Linked DNA regions of Homo sapiens: region 2 is linked to region 1. The links are chromatin loops, found by intact Hi-C in ENCODE. Cell type or tissue: gastrocnemius medialis. All regions are shown on one strand.

Region 1 (8,000 bases):
GTCTGGGTTCTGTATGTAACTGGGCCTCTCTCCTGCAGAGATCCTCTCAGACTCCGAGGAGGACCGGGTATCTTCTAATACCAACAGCTATGACTACGGTGAGTCCGTGCCCTGTGCCCAGCCAGGGTGGCGGTAACAGGGAAAGGCTGGGGGTGGAAAGATGGGGCCCTCCAAGACCTGGGCTCCAGGAATGAGGCTCCAAATCGGCCCCACCTCTCACTGCAGCTCAGGTGAGCCAAGGGCCAGGGTTGTCTGCCCTCTGCCGAGTACTGGGCTTTGTCTCCTCCTTTAGGGCTGGGAGGACTGGTGGGATGGAGCGGGGAAGGTTTCCTGGAGAGCAAGTCAGCCGCAGGCACACCTCACCACCCGACCCCTGCACACAGGTGATGAGTACCGGCCGCTGTTCTTCTACCAGGAGACCACGGCTCAGATCCTGGTCCGGGCCCTCAATCCCCTGGATTACATGAAGTGGAGAAGGAAATCAGCATACTGGAAAGCCCTCAAGGTGTTCAAGGTAGGAGGGTCCTGGAGCCAGGCTCACAGCCTTCTGACAGCAGCAAGACAGTGGCCACGCTACCCTCTCCAGCTCTACGAGGGGGAGGGCCTGGGGTCCACTGAGACCCTCTCAGAATACATGACTTGTGATTTGATGGGGAAACTGAGGCGTGGAGCTTGGCTGATGGCTTGACCTGGGGCTCTGCCCTCTAGTGGCCCCTAAAGACATCCATATCCTAACCCCTGGAACCTGGGAGTATGTTACCTTTATGGTAGAAGGGCCTTTGCAGATGTGATTAAAGATCTTTTTTTTTTTTTTGAGACAGAGTTTCGCTCTATTGCCCAGGCTGGAGTGTGCAGTGGCGCGGTCTCGGCTCACTGCAAGCTCCACCTCCCGGGTTCACGCCATTCTCCTGCCTCAGCCTCCTGAGTAGCTGGGACTATAGGCGCCCGCCACCACGCCTGGCTAATTTTTTGTATTTTTAGTAGAGACGGGGTTTCACCGTGTTAGCCAGGATGGTCTCAATCTCCTGACCTCGTGATCCGCCCGCCTCGGCCTCCTAAAGTGCTGGGATTACAGGCGTGAGCCACCGCATCCAGCCATCATTAAAGATCTGAGATGAGCCTGGCTTATCCAGTGGGCCCAGTGTCATCACAGGGGTTGGCACAAGGAAAGAGGGAGGCAGGAGGGTCAGAGTCAGAGACTGAGAAGTGGCGACAGGAGCACAGGGTGGAATGATGTGGGGCCTGGAAGGCAGGTGGCTCCTGGAAGCTGGAAGGACCCTCAGTCTCCCCTAGAGCTTCCAGAAGGAACAACCCTGCTGACAACTTGACTTCAGGACTTCTGCCCTCCAGAACTGTCCAAGAATACATCTGTGCTATTGACAGTCACTGTTTGTGGTCATTTGTCCCAGTAGCCAGAGGCAACCAGGCACTTAGCCTGGAACCCGCACACAGTCAGTGCTTCAGCAATGAACGGCCGAGCTCTTGAGTCACTGAAGTCCATCTGTGGCCGGCTGGGATTCAGACTTCCCTGCCGACACCCTCCCACTTTTGCCCCCTTGACAGCTGCCTGTGGAGTTCCTGCTGCTCCTCACAGTCCCCGTCGTGGACCCGGACAAGGATGACCAGAACTGGAAACGGCCCCTCAACTGTCTGCATCTGGTTATCAGCCCCCTGGTTGTGGTCCTGACCCTGCAGTCGGGGACCTGTGAGTATCCCCTACCCCGGGCCAACCCACCTTCCTACTCCTTCCCACGTTCTGGAGTTTTCTTCCACCCAGGCTGGAGTACAGTGGCACGATCTCAGCTCACTGCAACCTCCCTCCACCTCTCGGGTTCAAGCAATCATCCCATCTAAGCCCCCTGGGCAGCTGGGATTACAGGCGTGCACTACCACGCCCAGCTAATTTTTGTATTTTTCACAGAGACGGGGTTTCACCATGTTGGCCAGGCTGGTCTTAAATTCCTGACCTCAAGTGATCCGCCCATCTTGGCCTTCCAAAGTGCTGGGATTACAGGCGTGAGCCACCGTGCACAGCCAGTGGAGTTTTCTTCTCAACCACGTGAGGGAGGTTTGGGCTAGAGGCAGAAACCTGGATATACAGCAGGCGCTTACTATGCGCTTGTGCCATAAGGGACACCAGCCTGGAAGTTCACCCAGGGGACCTCCTGCAGTCAGTTGATCCAATCTTGCTGGCCCCAGATGGAGGCTGCAAAACAGGTGACCCCAGGGCCAAATCCAGCCCTCTAGCTTGTTTGCCTGCATTTAAAAATTGGGGGATTTTATCTTAAAATCTGGATTTTGGCTTCTCAAGATCTGGGCCACATTCCTGAAGGCAAAACTGGCTGGAGCAGAGAAGGGGCACCCCCTATGGGGTGCCTGTGGCCTAAATCATCACAGTCCCCTCCATTGCCTGTTGGGTGCCCCTTCCCTCGTTTATGTGACCTGGCTGGTCCCCACTGGCATTTGAATTTTCCCCATCTGCCCCAGAATGTCCTTTTCTTTCTTGTCCTGCTCTGGCTGAGGAAACGCCCAGGCTTGTCCAACGTCTTCTAACTTCTGCTACCCAGATTTCTTCCTGTTGTCTAACTTTAGTATCTCATGCTGTCTGTTTCCTATCATCTAGGCTCCTCCCCCTCAGCCCAGGGGCTTCGCCTGGAGGTGGGGGTAGGACTCTGGTGCAGATGCATGGCTGGGCATGGTGTTGTGTGCTGTAACAGTGTCGGGATGAAACTCCATCGGGATGAAACAGCCTCCTTGCCACATTCCCTGTGAATTTCTCCCCCGGTTTGTGGGAGGATGCAGACATGGAGGGAAGGAGATAGGAGGAGAGATGATTGATAGAGAGTGACTCAGAGCTGAAAAGGGCCACCCACTAGGGCCGTCTGGTTCATCACAGCCCTCCATTCTCCATCCATTCTCTACGGAGCGGGGAAGCCTTGCCTTTCAGGCCAGGGCAAATCCAGGGACTTGCTTTCACAAGCGTTGTGGCATCTTTATTTATTTATTTATTTATTTTTATTTTATTTTATTTTGAGACGTAGTCTGACTGTCACCCAGACCCGAGTACAGTGGCATGATCTCAGCTCACTGCAACCTCTGCCTCCAGGGCTCAAGTGATTCTCCTGCCTCAGCCTCCCGAGTAGCTGGGATTACAGGCACCTGCCACCATGCTTGGCTAATTTTTGTATTTGTTGTGGCTTCTTAAAAGAGTGATTCCCACACATCAGTCATTCACAGACCATCTTCTCAATTTTGCTCTTACTCTATACTATTACATTTGATATTTTTCTTTGTTTTTCTTGAGACAGACTCTCACTCTGTCACCCACGCTGGAGTGCAGTGGCACGATCTCGGCTCACTGCAACCTCCACCTCTAGGGTAAGCAATTCTCCTGCCTCAGCCTTCTGAGTAGTTGGGACTACAGGCACCCGCCACCATGCCCGGCCAATTTTTATATTTTTAGTAGAGGCGGGGTTTCACTATGTCGGCCAGGCTGGTCTCAAACTCTTGACCTCAGGTGATCCACCCACCTCGGCTCCCCCAGAGTGCTGAGATTATAAGCATGAGCCACTGCGCCTGGCCACATTTGATATTTTTCTTAAATCAGCTCGTTGTATTGTCCAGGCTGGTCCTGAACTTCTGGGCTCCATTGAGTAGCTGGGACTACAGGCATGCACTACTGTACCCAGCTTCAGACTTTTTTTTTTTTTTTAAGGCAAATTTGTTGAAAAGGAAACCGTGTCACCTGCATCAATAGGAAACTGTAGTAGAATTGCATCATTTCCAATAAATTTAAGGTAACTGCAAAAATAAACACAATAAAAGTAAACCACCGACCAGCGATGGTGGCTCACGCCTGTAATCCCAGCACTTTGGGACGCTGAGGCAGTAGGATCACTTGAGGTCAGGAGTTCGAGATCAGCCTGGCCAACACAATGAAACCTCGTCTCTATTAAAAATACAAAAACTAGCCAGGTATGGTGATGGGTGTCTGTAATCCCAGGTACTTGGGAGGGTAAGACAGGAGAATCACTTGAACCCAGGAGGCAGAGGCTGCAGTGAGCCGAGATTGCACCCCTGCACTCCAGCCTGGGCGACAGAGTGAGACTCTGTCTCAAAATAGAAAAGAAAAAAAAAAGTAAACCACCTTACTCGGTCCTCCTAAGTCAAGCCCATGAGCTGGAAGCCTGTACTAGGGAGAAGAGCAGGTATTTGAGATGTTCAAGTCCTATTAGCACCAAATGGAAACTTTCTCCTTGATACAATGATAGAACTGAAGAAGGAATCCCTTTCCTGAGTCACGGTTCTGCAGCATGTAGTATCTTCACCACATGGCGTTAACACCACCTAGTGGTAGCAGGTCCACCCTGGGGAAAGACTGGTTCTGGCTAAAGCACTCTTGACCCCCGTCTGGGCTGAGCACTGTCTAGAGAAAACCCCTGGACTGGCTCCCAGCCTGAAGGGGTGCTGTGACTCAAGGTGAGCCTCCCGAGCAGCAGCCTCCAGCCTCCCCCATCTCTAGGCGTCCCCCAAGAGCCATCTTTATAAAGTGCTGCTTTTCATATGTTGTGGTCACTCCCCCACTCAAAGACCTCCATGGCTCCCCAGTACTTCTTGGGAAAAGTCCATGGCTGTCATTGCTCAGTGGTGTGATCTTGGCCCACTGTACTCGCTGCCTCCCAGGTTCAAATGATTCTCCTGCCTCAGTCTCCCAAGTAGCTGGGATTACAGGTGCGTGCCACCACACCTGGCTAATTTTTGTATTTTTAGTACTGATGAGGTTTCACCATGTTGGCCAGGCTGGTCTTGAACTCCTGACCTCAGGCGATCCTCCTGCCTCAGCCTCCCAAAGTGCTGGGATTATAGGTGTGAGCCACCGCACCCAGCCAAGGCCTCTGAGACTCTGAGCCAACTGCCTCCTACAGCCTTTTCTGTGCTATTCCTGATCTGCTTGATTCCATCTTACCCAACTCCCCTCTTCCCACAGAGCCCTTGCACCCCTCTCTGCTTAACACTCAGCTCAGATCCTCAGTGTCTTCACGCCCCAGCCACCTCCTAAAATTTCTCTAGCACAGGAGTGGCAAATACATGGAAAGGACTTCCAGCCCAGGTGTCTGGATCCAAAGCTGGCACTGTAGGTAAAAACCCCATGCTGGCAAAATTATCTCAGGAGCTGGGCACAGTGGCACACACCTACAGTCCCAACTACTCAGGAAGCTGAGGTGGGAGGATGGCTTGAGCCCAGGAGTTTGAGGCTGCAGTGAGCTGTGATTGTGTCAGTGCACTCCAGCCTGGTTGATACATCGAGACCCTGTCTAAAAAAAAAAAAAAAAAAAAAAAAATCCCCCTTGACAATCACTCATAACATATTGTGTACACAATTTTGTGTATTCAGCCCACTCACATAATTTTTTTTTTTGAGACAAGATCTCACTCTGTTGCCCAGGCTGGAGTACAGTGATGCAATTTAGGTTCACTGCAACCGCCACCTCCCGGGACTCAAGTGATCCTCCCACTTCAGCCTCCCAAGTAGCTGGGACGACAGGTGCCCACCACCACGCCCAGCTAATTTGTTTTTGTTTTTTTTTTTGAGATGGAGTCTTGCTCTGTCACCTAAGCTGGAGTGCAGTGGTGCGATCTCAGCTCACTGCAACCTCCACCTCCTGAGTTCAAGTGATTCTCCTGCCTTAGCCTCCTGAGTAGCTGGGACTACAGGTGTGTGCCACCACCCCCGGCTAATTTTTATATTTTTAGTAGAGACGGGGTTTCGCCCCTTGGCCAGGTTTGTCCCGAACTCCAGACCTCAGGTGATCCACCCGCCTCAGCTTCCCCAAGTGCTGGGATTACAGGTGTGAGCCACCGTGCCCGGCCTAATTTTTGTATTTTTTGTAGAGATGGGGTTGCACCATGTTGCCCAGGCTGGTTTCGAACTCCTGGGCTCAAGCGATCTGCACGCTGTGGCCTCCCAAAGTGCCGGCATTATAGGCATGAGTCACCACACCCGGCCTCCTCACATAATTCTTAAGCCCCCTGTCATTTGGGAGCCATGAGCTAGACTAAAAAAAGAACAAAAGAAGGGTCTTGATGCAGGTATATGAACATTTGAACTATTCATCGTCTTTAAGACCAGTACCAACTCCTAGTGGTGAAAAGGGTGATGTGTGGAGAATTCTAGAGTGTTCTCACCTTAGGGTGTCTCCCTTTGGTGTTTAATATGAAGCCTCTGGAACCTTCATATTTGTTAATGGAGAGTGGACTTATTTGGGTACCTCTCAGTGAAGAGGCTGGGTTTGACTGTCAGGTTCATCTCATGGAGCGATGCCATCTACTGGTAATGCCTGGCTGGAGGGAGCTGCCTGGAAATGCAGTTGGATGGAAGTATTGTGCTTGATTAGTGATGTCTGCCATGAAGGTGGAAGAGGGTGGTGGTGTTAGTGGTTATAGCCATTCCTATCCTAGTTCCACAGCAACAGGCTGGAGAGAGTCTTTTTTGTGTGTCTCTCTTTTTCTTTCAAATGTGACTAACTTGAGGGCAGGGGCTGCATTTTAAATTTTTCTGCCCCCATGAAGTGTCTAGGACAGGGCTGGGCAGATAGGAAGTGTCTACCTGACATCCAAATAGTCCATTGTAAGTGGGTGTTGAGGTGCTGGGAAGGTATCAGCTCCCTTTCTCTCCCTTTGCAGATGGTGTCTATGAGATAGGCGGCCTCGTTCCCGTCTGGGTCGTGGTGGTGATCGCAGGCACAGCCTTGGCTTCAGTGACCTTTTTTGCCACATCTGACAGCCAGCCCCCCAGGCTTCACTGGGTAAGAAGCCCGGGTTCTCCGAGATGGGGGGGGAGGGATGCTGATGTCTCCCACACAGATGTCCTGTCTGCATCTCTGAGGCACTTTGACCAGTTTGATCAGGAGTCACACAAAGACAGGTAACCGAACTTTAAAGCTGCTTTTGAGAGTGTTTGTATCTATACAGGGTTTTTTTCTTTTTTTTTTTGGTAATAGCTTAATTTTGTTGAGATGTAATTCACATACCATACAATTTACCCATTTAAAGTATACAATTTAATGTTTTTTATTATAGTTACAGAGTTGTGGAATCATCACAATCAATTTTAGAGAATTTCATCACCCCAAAAAGAGACCTCATGCCCATAAGTCACTCCCCATTTCCCCACCCCCCACATAGCCCCTGGCAACCACGACTCTACTCCGCGTCTCTATGGGTTTGCCTATCATGGACATTTTATATAAATAGAATCCTACAATATGTGATTTCCTTTTTTTTGAGACAGGGTCTCCCTCTGCTGTCCAGGCTAGAGTGCAGTGGTACAGTCATAGCTCACTGCAGCCTCGACCTCCTGGGCTGAAGCCATCCTCCCACCTCAGCCCCCCAAGTAGATGGGACTACAGGCGCAAGCCACCACGCCCAGCTAATTTTTGTATGTTTTTTGTAAAGATGAGGTCTCACTATGTTGCCCAGACTACTCTCAAACTCCTGGCCTCAAGCAATCCTCCTGCCTCGGCTTCCCAAAGTGCCAGGATTCCAGGCATGAGGCACTGTGCCCAGCCTTGGGTTTCTAAAGACACTCCAGGGATAGAATGGGATGGCCTTTGTGGGTGTCTTTTTCCATTTTCCCTAGTCTAGGCACTCTAAAGAATATTTAGGGGTTTGTCCAGAGACTTTTTCCTTAAAAGTTTACTTAAATTAGCTGGGCGTGGTGGCGGGCACCTGTAATCTCAGCTACTCGGGAGGCTGAGGCTGGAGAATTGCTTGAACCCAGGAGGCAGAGGTTGCAGTGAGATGAGATCGCATCATGGCACTTCAGCCTGGGTGACAGAGACTCCGTTTCAAAAAAAAAAAAAAGTTTACTTAATATTTTCATTTTGGCTGGGCGTGGTGGCTCACGCCTGTAATCCCAACACTTTGAGAGGCCGAGACGGGTGGATCACCTGAGGTCAGGAGTTTGAGACCAGTCTGGCCAACATGTCGAAACCCTGTCT
Region 2 (8,000 bases), 600 kb before region 1:
CACACATGGCTATTTAGCTCTTGAGATATGGCAAGTGCAACTGTTTTAGCTATCTATTGCTGCATCACAAAGTATCCCAGAACTTAAAGGCTGAAAAGAAAACATTATCTCATAGTTTCATGGGTCAGGAATTCAGGAGCAGCTTAGCTGGGAATTCTGGCTCAGGGTCTCTCATGAGGTTACAGTCAGGATGTCGGCTAGGGCAGCAGTCATCTGAAGGCTCAGCTGGGGCTGGTAGATCTGTCATTAAGATGATACACTCACATGGCTGCTGGCAGGGGTCCTCAGTTCCTCACCTTGGGGATCTCTTTCTGGGACCGCTTGAGTGTCCCCATGGCATGGCAGCGGGTCTCTCCAGAGTGAGTGATCCAAGAATGGGGAAGAAGGAGGCCACAATGTCTTCTACAACCTAGTCTTAGAATTCACACACCATCCCTCTGCTGTATGCTGCTTGTCACCCAGACCTGCCCTGATACAGCATGGGAAGGGATTACCCAGGGCATGAACACCAAGAGCCAGGAATCACTGGGCACCATCTTGGAGCCTGATACCCCAGCAACCGAGGAAGTGAATTTGTAGTTTTGCTGCTTCTATTTTTTTGAGACGGAGTCTCACCCTGTCACCCAGGCTGGACTGCAGTGGTGTGATCTTAGCTCACTGCAACCTCCGCCTCCTGGGTTCAAGCAATTCTCGTGCCTCAGCCTCCCAAGTAACTGGGATTACAGGCGCCTGCCACCACACCTGGCTAATTTTTGTATTTTCAGTAGAGACAGGGTTTCACTATGTTGGCCAGGCTGGTCTTGAACTCCTGACCTCAGGTGATCCACCTAAGCCTCCCAAAGTGTTGGGATTACAGGTGTGAGCCACCATGCCCAGCCTAGTTTTGCTTCATTTTAATTTAGATTCAACTAGCCACATGTGGCTGGTGGCTGCCATATGAGACAGCATAGCCCCAGAATGACAAGACAAAAAAAAGAAAAGAAACATGATTAAATGTATAATGTACTAGCACAGGGATCAGTGCCAGGAAGAGAAATGAAGCTGGGGGCTGTGGGTGAGGGGGCTGCCATTTTAATGGAGACAGGGAAGGCCTGTGAGGAGGTGACGTGGAGCAGGCCTGAAGGAGGTAAGTCCTAACATGGTCATTATCATAACAGCTGCTGTTTATTGAATGTTTACCACATTCTGGGTCCAGTGCTGAGTCTGCTTATTAAATCTTCAAACAATCAAATTAGGTGGGCCTATCATTACACCCATTCTACAGTGGAAGAAATGGAGGCCCAGAGCGGCCATGTTACTTGCCCAAGATCGCAGAGATCCTAAGTGTCGGATTTGGCATTCACACCCAGCTTGTTAACTCCCAGCCTTGCTCACTTCCCTACCCTGTTTTGGTGGAGTGGGAGGTTTCCCTGGGAGAGCAGGGAGACAGGCCAGGTAGCACTGCATTGGGGATGGCCTTGAACCTGGGCTGAGAGTGTCCTTGCTCGCCACCTGGTCCATCTGCATGGTTAGGCCCCCGCATGTTCCTCCTCGGGTTATTGATGAAGTGTCACAAGACCTTTGGAAACCAACTGGGGTCTTTCTTTGCAACTGGAGAGAAAGACACAATGGAGATTGGGTTTGGTGAGAAACCAGCCCCACCCTTAGCGGGGCTCCTTAAGTCCCTGGTGGCCCCGGAGTCTCTCAAATGAAGGTCAGCAGCCACCCAAGCACGGATGTGTCCCCCTGACGTCTGCAGCTGTTTTGGGTCCTATCACCTGGTGGGAGACGGCCTTCCTCTCCTTTCACGTTGGTCCCGCACCCCACGCACACTCCTTGAATCCATCACCTGAATATTCTGATGGAGGCGTAGTGGAGTCAATGTTGGGCAGGAGCTGCTGAAGCTCCGAATAACTTGGACCCTCTCCCCCCACCACTCCAGGCCAGCCGTGACATTGGCTCGGAAGAAACAAGTTCCCAGAAAGCAGACCACCTCCAAGATCCTGGTGCGGAACATCCCCTTCCAGGCCCACAGCCGGGAGATCCGAGAGCTCTTCAGGTGAGAACTTCAGGTTTAGTCCAGGGGACTGGCGTGTGGGCGGGGAGCCTGCCCGAGTCTCAGGGAAGATGGCCTTTGGGTCCTGGATGGTTCCGTTGCAGGCCGGCACAGTGGTCTTTCAAAGGTCATCTTTTGGCTGCTTTTGATTTATCTCCCTTAATCTCAGATGTGGCTCCCCAGAGCACTGTGCAGGAAAAAAGTCAAAACAGCCAGGCTTCCCCCTCTCCGAGGCAGATGGAGAAAGGGCAGGCAGGCTTCCCTGTCCCCATCCACAACGTGCAAGAGGGGCAGGGGCCCCAGTGGCTAAAACCCAGCCCTACCCATGATCTGCTTGAAATTTCCTCCATCCAGGCTACCCCTTTGGTTTAAGGTGCTGGTTTTCCACCTTAGCCACACATTCCAGCCACCTGGCAATGGCTAAAATACACCTTTCCCGAGGCTGCACCCCCAGAGAGTTGGATTCCATTTTTCAACAGTGGGGTCTAGACATCGGTGTTTTGCTAAAAGCTCCCCAGGGGATCCTAATGTCCAGCCGGGGTTGGGGACCAGTGGCCTAAATGACTCTATGGAAATGAAGGCGAATTACCTGCACACATAAAGCAGTCCGTCAGCACCTGCTTGCACAGGGGTGGAAAATGCAGCTGTCGCAGGGACCCAGCCGGTAACGGCAGCAGGCTGGGTGGGGACTGAGCAGCAGGCGGGCCTCTCTCTGGTCATCCAGCTGGGATGCCATGCAGGAACTCAGGCTTCGTAAGACCAGTTCCCATGTTTTGAAAGAGAAACCAGCCATGTGGATTCTTAAGGAGAATTCATCAGCAACTAATTCACTTTTTAAAAACAAAACAAGTCTGGCCTGCCCCAGGGCCCCTAGTTGGTGATCCCTACGCTGCCATGTTACAGTGTTTGGCTTTTCAGATTAGGTAGGCACCACCCAGCACCAAGCCATGAATGAAAGAAACGTCCTCATATCAGGGCCTAAGGGGAATGCTTGAAGCCAAGGCCCCCCCACCCAAGGCATGGGCAGGGTAATAGAGAGACCATCTAGCTCTCAGAATGCAAAGGCAGATGAAGTCAGCTTCACCTAAACACATTGTTGAGGCTTCGGTGGGATCCAGGACTGCTCGGGGGACCTGCAGCACCATGGCCTGCGCGTGGGTGAACATTTAGGATTCTAGACACTAGGTCTCGTTCGTTCATTCTACACTTGCACAAGGGTCCAAGAGTGAAGCCTCTGTTAGAGTTGCCAGTTAGCATCTTGCAAGGTAATCTGTGGTTACAAAATCAGCCTTGTGTTTTGGAGATGAGAAACAATTATCTTTGTGTGGCATCTACCTTCTTTGCTCTCACTCTGTAGTTTGAAGAATAAGAAGTCATGTGGGGAACTTCAGATATCTTTGTCCTCCTTTTCCCCTCTGTTTGTTCTAAATCATACACTAGTATTCAGTTCATAAACAGATGTGGTGTGTGGTGAGCTGGGATCTGAGGCAGAGACCAATCCTGCCAGTATCTGGGAAGCAGGATCTTAGCTATGATCTCCGGGTATCCTGCACAGCAGGAATAGCCTGGCGAGATGGGGTCATGACCTGGGGGGAGGTTTCCCATTTCCCTAAACCTCGACTGATCAGTCGTCCCTCCAGGAAGGTACATATCCTTAGCCTCTCGGTATGTCTGCTTGTTTAAACATGCTCTGCTTTTTAAAAGGAGTCCAACTTAAGAACTGCCAGATTAAAACGGGCTTGCTAAGAAGAGCGCATGTTGATCGGGAAATAATATCCCGCTGAAATGACAGTTTCACTTGGTTCTGCAGTATATTTAGGATGACACTTATCCGGGGAAACAAAAGACCACAAGGGAAGAGAGAGCACTTTGTGTGATCTCATGTATTATATTTATTTTTAGAAGACAGGGAATTAGTGTCCACTGAACATAATTACATGTGGTGACTCTTCTCCTTGCCATTGTTCTGATGAGAGTTTTCTTAAAACCCTGGAAACGTAAGACCTTCTTGGAGGGCCGTACCTGCTATTGTTGTTCACTCCGGCTGGGGATGTAAGGCAGTTCCTCGTTGCAGACAGCAGGGGTCGCTGTGAGCCTTCTCAGGGACTTCAAGATTGTCCAGGGAAGCCCCAGACAGGATTTCAGACAAAGCCACTGGCCGGTAAAGGTCATTAGCCAGGGGGAGGTTTCAGGGTTTCGGGGAACCAAGCTGGTCCATTTGGGCAGGCAGGTTCTATGGGTTTCTCCTACCAGGTGTAGTAAAAATCACAACTCCCTTTTATTACACGCTTGCTGTGTGCGGGGCTCTGAGCTTGAATGCCTTCCCGTGCAGAATCACCTCTTTTAAGCCGCACAGCAGCCCTGCGAGGGATGGATGCTGTCATTCCTTTTGCACCCAGACAGAAACTGGAGATGGAAACTAGGGAGATGGAGTGTCCTGCCTGGGACCATGCCGCTGAATGGGGATTTGGATCTAAGTCAGCCTAACCCAGAGCCCCGGCTTGGAGCCACTCCTCTCTGCTGCCTGTTTTCTTGGGTCTAGAAGGAACTGTCTTCCTCCAGATCATTCCAGTGGGACCAAATGACAGCGAGTGTGTCATTTATACCAGGCACTGTGCTAGGCACGAGGCATGTAGCCATTTCAGGAGAGACTCAGGTCTCTCTGTGGGGGACCAGAGAGGAAACTGACAGGGACAGCCAGTGGGACAGGTGTGCAGGTGAGAGTGCAGGGCTCCGGAGAGCATTCTCTGGGCAGGGCCTCAAGCTACCCCGCCTGCTGGAGGGGAGAGAAGGCAGCCTCCTAGCCCGAGGCAGCAGTGCCTGGGGCCCTTCCCGGAGGCCACCAGCCTTCCACTCGGGCCTCAGTGCACCACACTCCAGCCCCTTAACTAACCAGCCTTGGGTTAAACCAGACAGGCATCAGGAGGCACTGCATTTCCATGTTTCTGTGGGATCACTGTCTAGGGTGACTCAAGGATTATGCTTTTGGAAACTCAGAGAGAGGCACAGCAGTGGATTTGCAGACAGCGATTCTCGTCTTCTCTGTGGCTCTCTTTTCGGACTTCAGTTTCCCCTGGCATAAACTAGTGGTAGTAACACTAGTGATAACATACACTAATTTGTGATGATGCTGTGGTAATACGTGTGAGTGTTGATTTCTTTCTCATGTCCCCGGCCCCGTGCGCTGCAGTGCCTCATGTTTCTGGGGGCCCATTCATCACCGTGGCCCGGTAAAGTAGTTTCATGTCTCTGTTTCTCAGTGAAGAAACCAGCTCCAGAGCCCAAATTCCACCCACTGGGTCATCAGATGCCTCAGGCCACCACGCTGCTCATCGGCCTCAAGGACTATAAGGATTAAATGAGATTGTACAAATGAGGCACTTAATCCAGCCCCTGGCAGAGTAACAGGTAGTTAATAAATGTTGACTGTGGTGTTCAACAGCACCAAACCAGTGGAGCCAGGATTTGAACCCAGGGTTTGAATCTGAGTTTATAGACAGAACCCAGGTCCACAACGGCAGTGCTGAAGCCTTGAAGGTCCTGGGCAGCGTTTTCCTGGTTTTTTTGTTTGTTTGTTTTGTTTTTGTTTTTTCTTCTGTAAAGGAAGGCTGTAATCCTGTAATCCTCTATTTCTGCCCCATTCGTCTGTGTTCTGGGGTAGAGAGTCAGGAAGGACCTTGAGGGACAGGCTGAGCCAGCTCCCCTTTATCCCCCAAAAGGAAATGTGGAAGACACACAAATAGGGGTGTCCCAGACTGTGCAAGTATGCATGTACACACAAACTTCTCACCCCACCACTCAAACAAGGACGGAAATGGCCAGTGGTCAGCTCACCCGGCAGGTGCCCAGAGTCTTAGGTTAGTATGGATCTAAAAGAAGGAAGGAAGGAAGTGGAGACTGGGCTTCCCACCCCCCCCACCGCCACCCCATCTGGGTTTGCTCTGGAGTAGGTATGTTGCACATGTGTGTTTTGCCATGTTGTTTATTTTCCTCTTTCCCTGTCTCCACCAGGAAGTGCCCAGGGCAGAGAGGCAGTTCAGGGCCTGGATCGGGCCTGAGTGTATACATGCAAATGAAGCTTACACTTGGGGCTCTCCTGCTGATACACAGCAGCTGTATGCAGAGCTCAAGCGTTTGGTGGAGAGGGTCTTATTTCCACCCCCATTTCAAAAGCTGGAAGTGGTGTTAAAAACAGAGCTGGCTAATACAGGCATCGGGGAGGCATGGGACATGGGGTGAACCACGTGCCACGCAGTCTTTGTATCAGTTCGTCCACACAGCAGCCCAACATGGTAAGACTGTTGTTAAACCTGCCTTCTATATGAAGAAACTAGGGTACAGACAGTAACGGTGCTATTCCTAGATGGACCCTCGGCTTGCCCATTTCTGTCATAGTCCATGGGGCAGCCTTGTTTGAGCCACCTGGGTTCTGGCAGGCAGTACCCCCCATCTTCCAGGAAGGAGGTTCTGCAAACAGGATTGGCCTCACACTTGGTTAAATGCACTGCTGTCACCATCTTGAAATTCTTAGTAATGTGTGAACAAGGGGTCCTGGATTTTTCTTTTGCGCCAGGCCCTGCCAACTATATAGCCAGTTCTGCCTGTGAACCAGTAGAAGAATCGGGAAGTTTGGAGCCTGGGTGTAGTGGCCATTGGCCAGGCTTAGTTTGCTCGCCTGCAGGGTGGGAATGAAGAGTGTGTCTGCCTCCCCTGCCTCCCTGCCCAGGCGGTGAAAGGCTCAGGGAGAGGGTGGGTGGACAGGCTGACTAAAGGAGGGAGGTGTTTATGGGAGCATGTCTGTCACTGTCATGATCATCACTAAGGCCCTCTGTGGAAACTGCTAAGGAGCGCGTTTCAGACCTGCCTCTCTGAGGATGGCGTGGGAATGTCTAGGCAGCTCTGAAGTCCAGGCCAGGTCAAGTCATGGTGAAGAGTCAGTTCTGGTGATAAATCTGTGGATTCAATGCACTTCTCTCCCTTCCTATGCTATGTCATGTTAGCTCTCCGGGCCTCAGTTTTCCTCATCTGTAAAATGGGGATGAAAAGCCCTGCCTGACAGCTGGGTGATAAAAGATGAGTCAAGTATGTGAGACGCCTAGCGTAGTGCCGGGCTCATGAAAAGCTCCCAGCCAGCGTAGCTGTTATTACTGTGTTTCCTTCTGGTGGTCTGCCACGTCAGGAACACTGTTTGGGGTTAGGTTTAGGAAGACAGTCAAGTGGGTCTGGAGGTGAGAAGGAAGGCTTGGGTGGCTCACGCTTAGCCTGTCCATATACACAGTACTCCAGAGTCCCCCGGCTCACTTTCCACCTGTGAGCTTCCGCTGTCTTCTCTGTGGGAAGCTGACATCCACAGGTTCACAGTCAAGACCCGATTTCGCTTTCTTCCTTCACCGCTCCCTCCCTTCCTTTTTACCGACAGGTGGTTCACGTTGCCTTCCAGCCATTGGAGTCAGGTGGACATTTGTGAGAGAGTTACCTTCTTGGTTGGGGCTTTGGGCAATTAGCTTTTCCTTGAGCTTGGCCCCTGAGAGAAAATCGCCCGCATGGCCATCACCAGGGTAGCAAATGCTAAAAGTCTGTTCCCGCACTTTGGGAGGCCAAAGCAGGAGGATCCTTTGAAGCTAGGAGTTCGAGACTATGCTGGACAACATAGCAAGACCCCATCTCTACAACAAATACAAAAATTAGCTGAACTGTGTGGCACTCCTATAGTCCCAGTTACTCAGGAGGCTGAGGCAGGAAAATTGTTTGAGTCTGGGAGTCTGAGTTTGCAGTGAGCTATAATCAGGCCACTGCACCCCAGCCTGTGCAACAGAGTGAGACCTTCTCTCTAAAAAAATAGAATAAAATGAGGCCTTCAGCACACGCCAGCACACTCTTCCACTGACTAACTCCTGACCCCTGTCCAGGGTAGCTCAGCCTGTCCTGCGGTCCTGCAGTCCCGTTACCATTGCACCCCAGCTGC

The links. Hi-C counts contacts between places; a loop is a spot of excess contacts. Peaks named below come from ENCODE experiments on the same cell type or tissue, not always from the same donor. Only the 100,000 strongest peaks of a DNase experiment are listed, where the experiment ranks them.
Region 2: it touches region 1 in a loop (10-fold over the local background); 25 of 110 quality-filtered maps call a loop at or near these places.

The regions. Positions count from the first base shown.
Region 1 is chr12:113,309,040-113,317,039 of GRCh38, reverse strand. SLC8B1 (solute carrier family 8 member B1) reads left to right here. Exons shown (of 16, transcript NM_001358345.2): 9 at 39-98; 10 at 384-514; 11 at 1,564-1,705; 12 at 6,685-6,806. Among named protein-coding and RNA genes, the nearest start is that of MIR6762, 22 kb to the right of the region's middle. In gastrocnemius medialis, a CTCF peak has its summit at 4,350 (motif pointing left); no DNase peak of the experiment used is centred here; H3K27ac peaks cover 513 bases.
Region 2 is chr12:113,909,007-113,917,006 of GRCh38, reverse strand. It overlaps RBM19 (RNA binding motif protein 19), which reads left to right. Exons shown (of 24, transcript NM_016196.4): 21 at 1,922-2,038. Among named protein-coding and RNA genes, the nearest start is that of RBM19, 53 kb to the left of the region's middle. RefSeq lists an enhancer at 6,103-6,603. In gastrocnemius medialis, a CTCF peak has its summit at 4,116 (motif pointing right); a DNase peak (open chromatin) is centred at 4,120.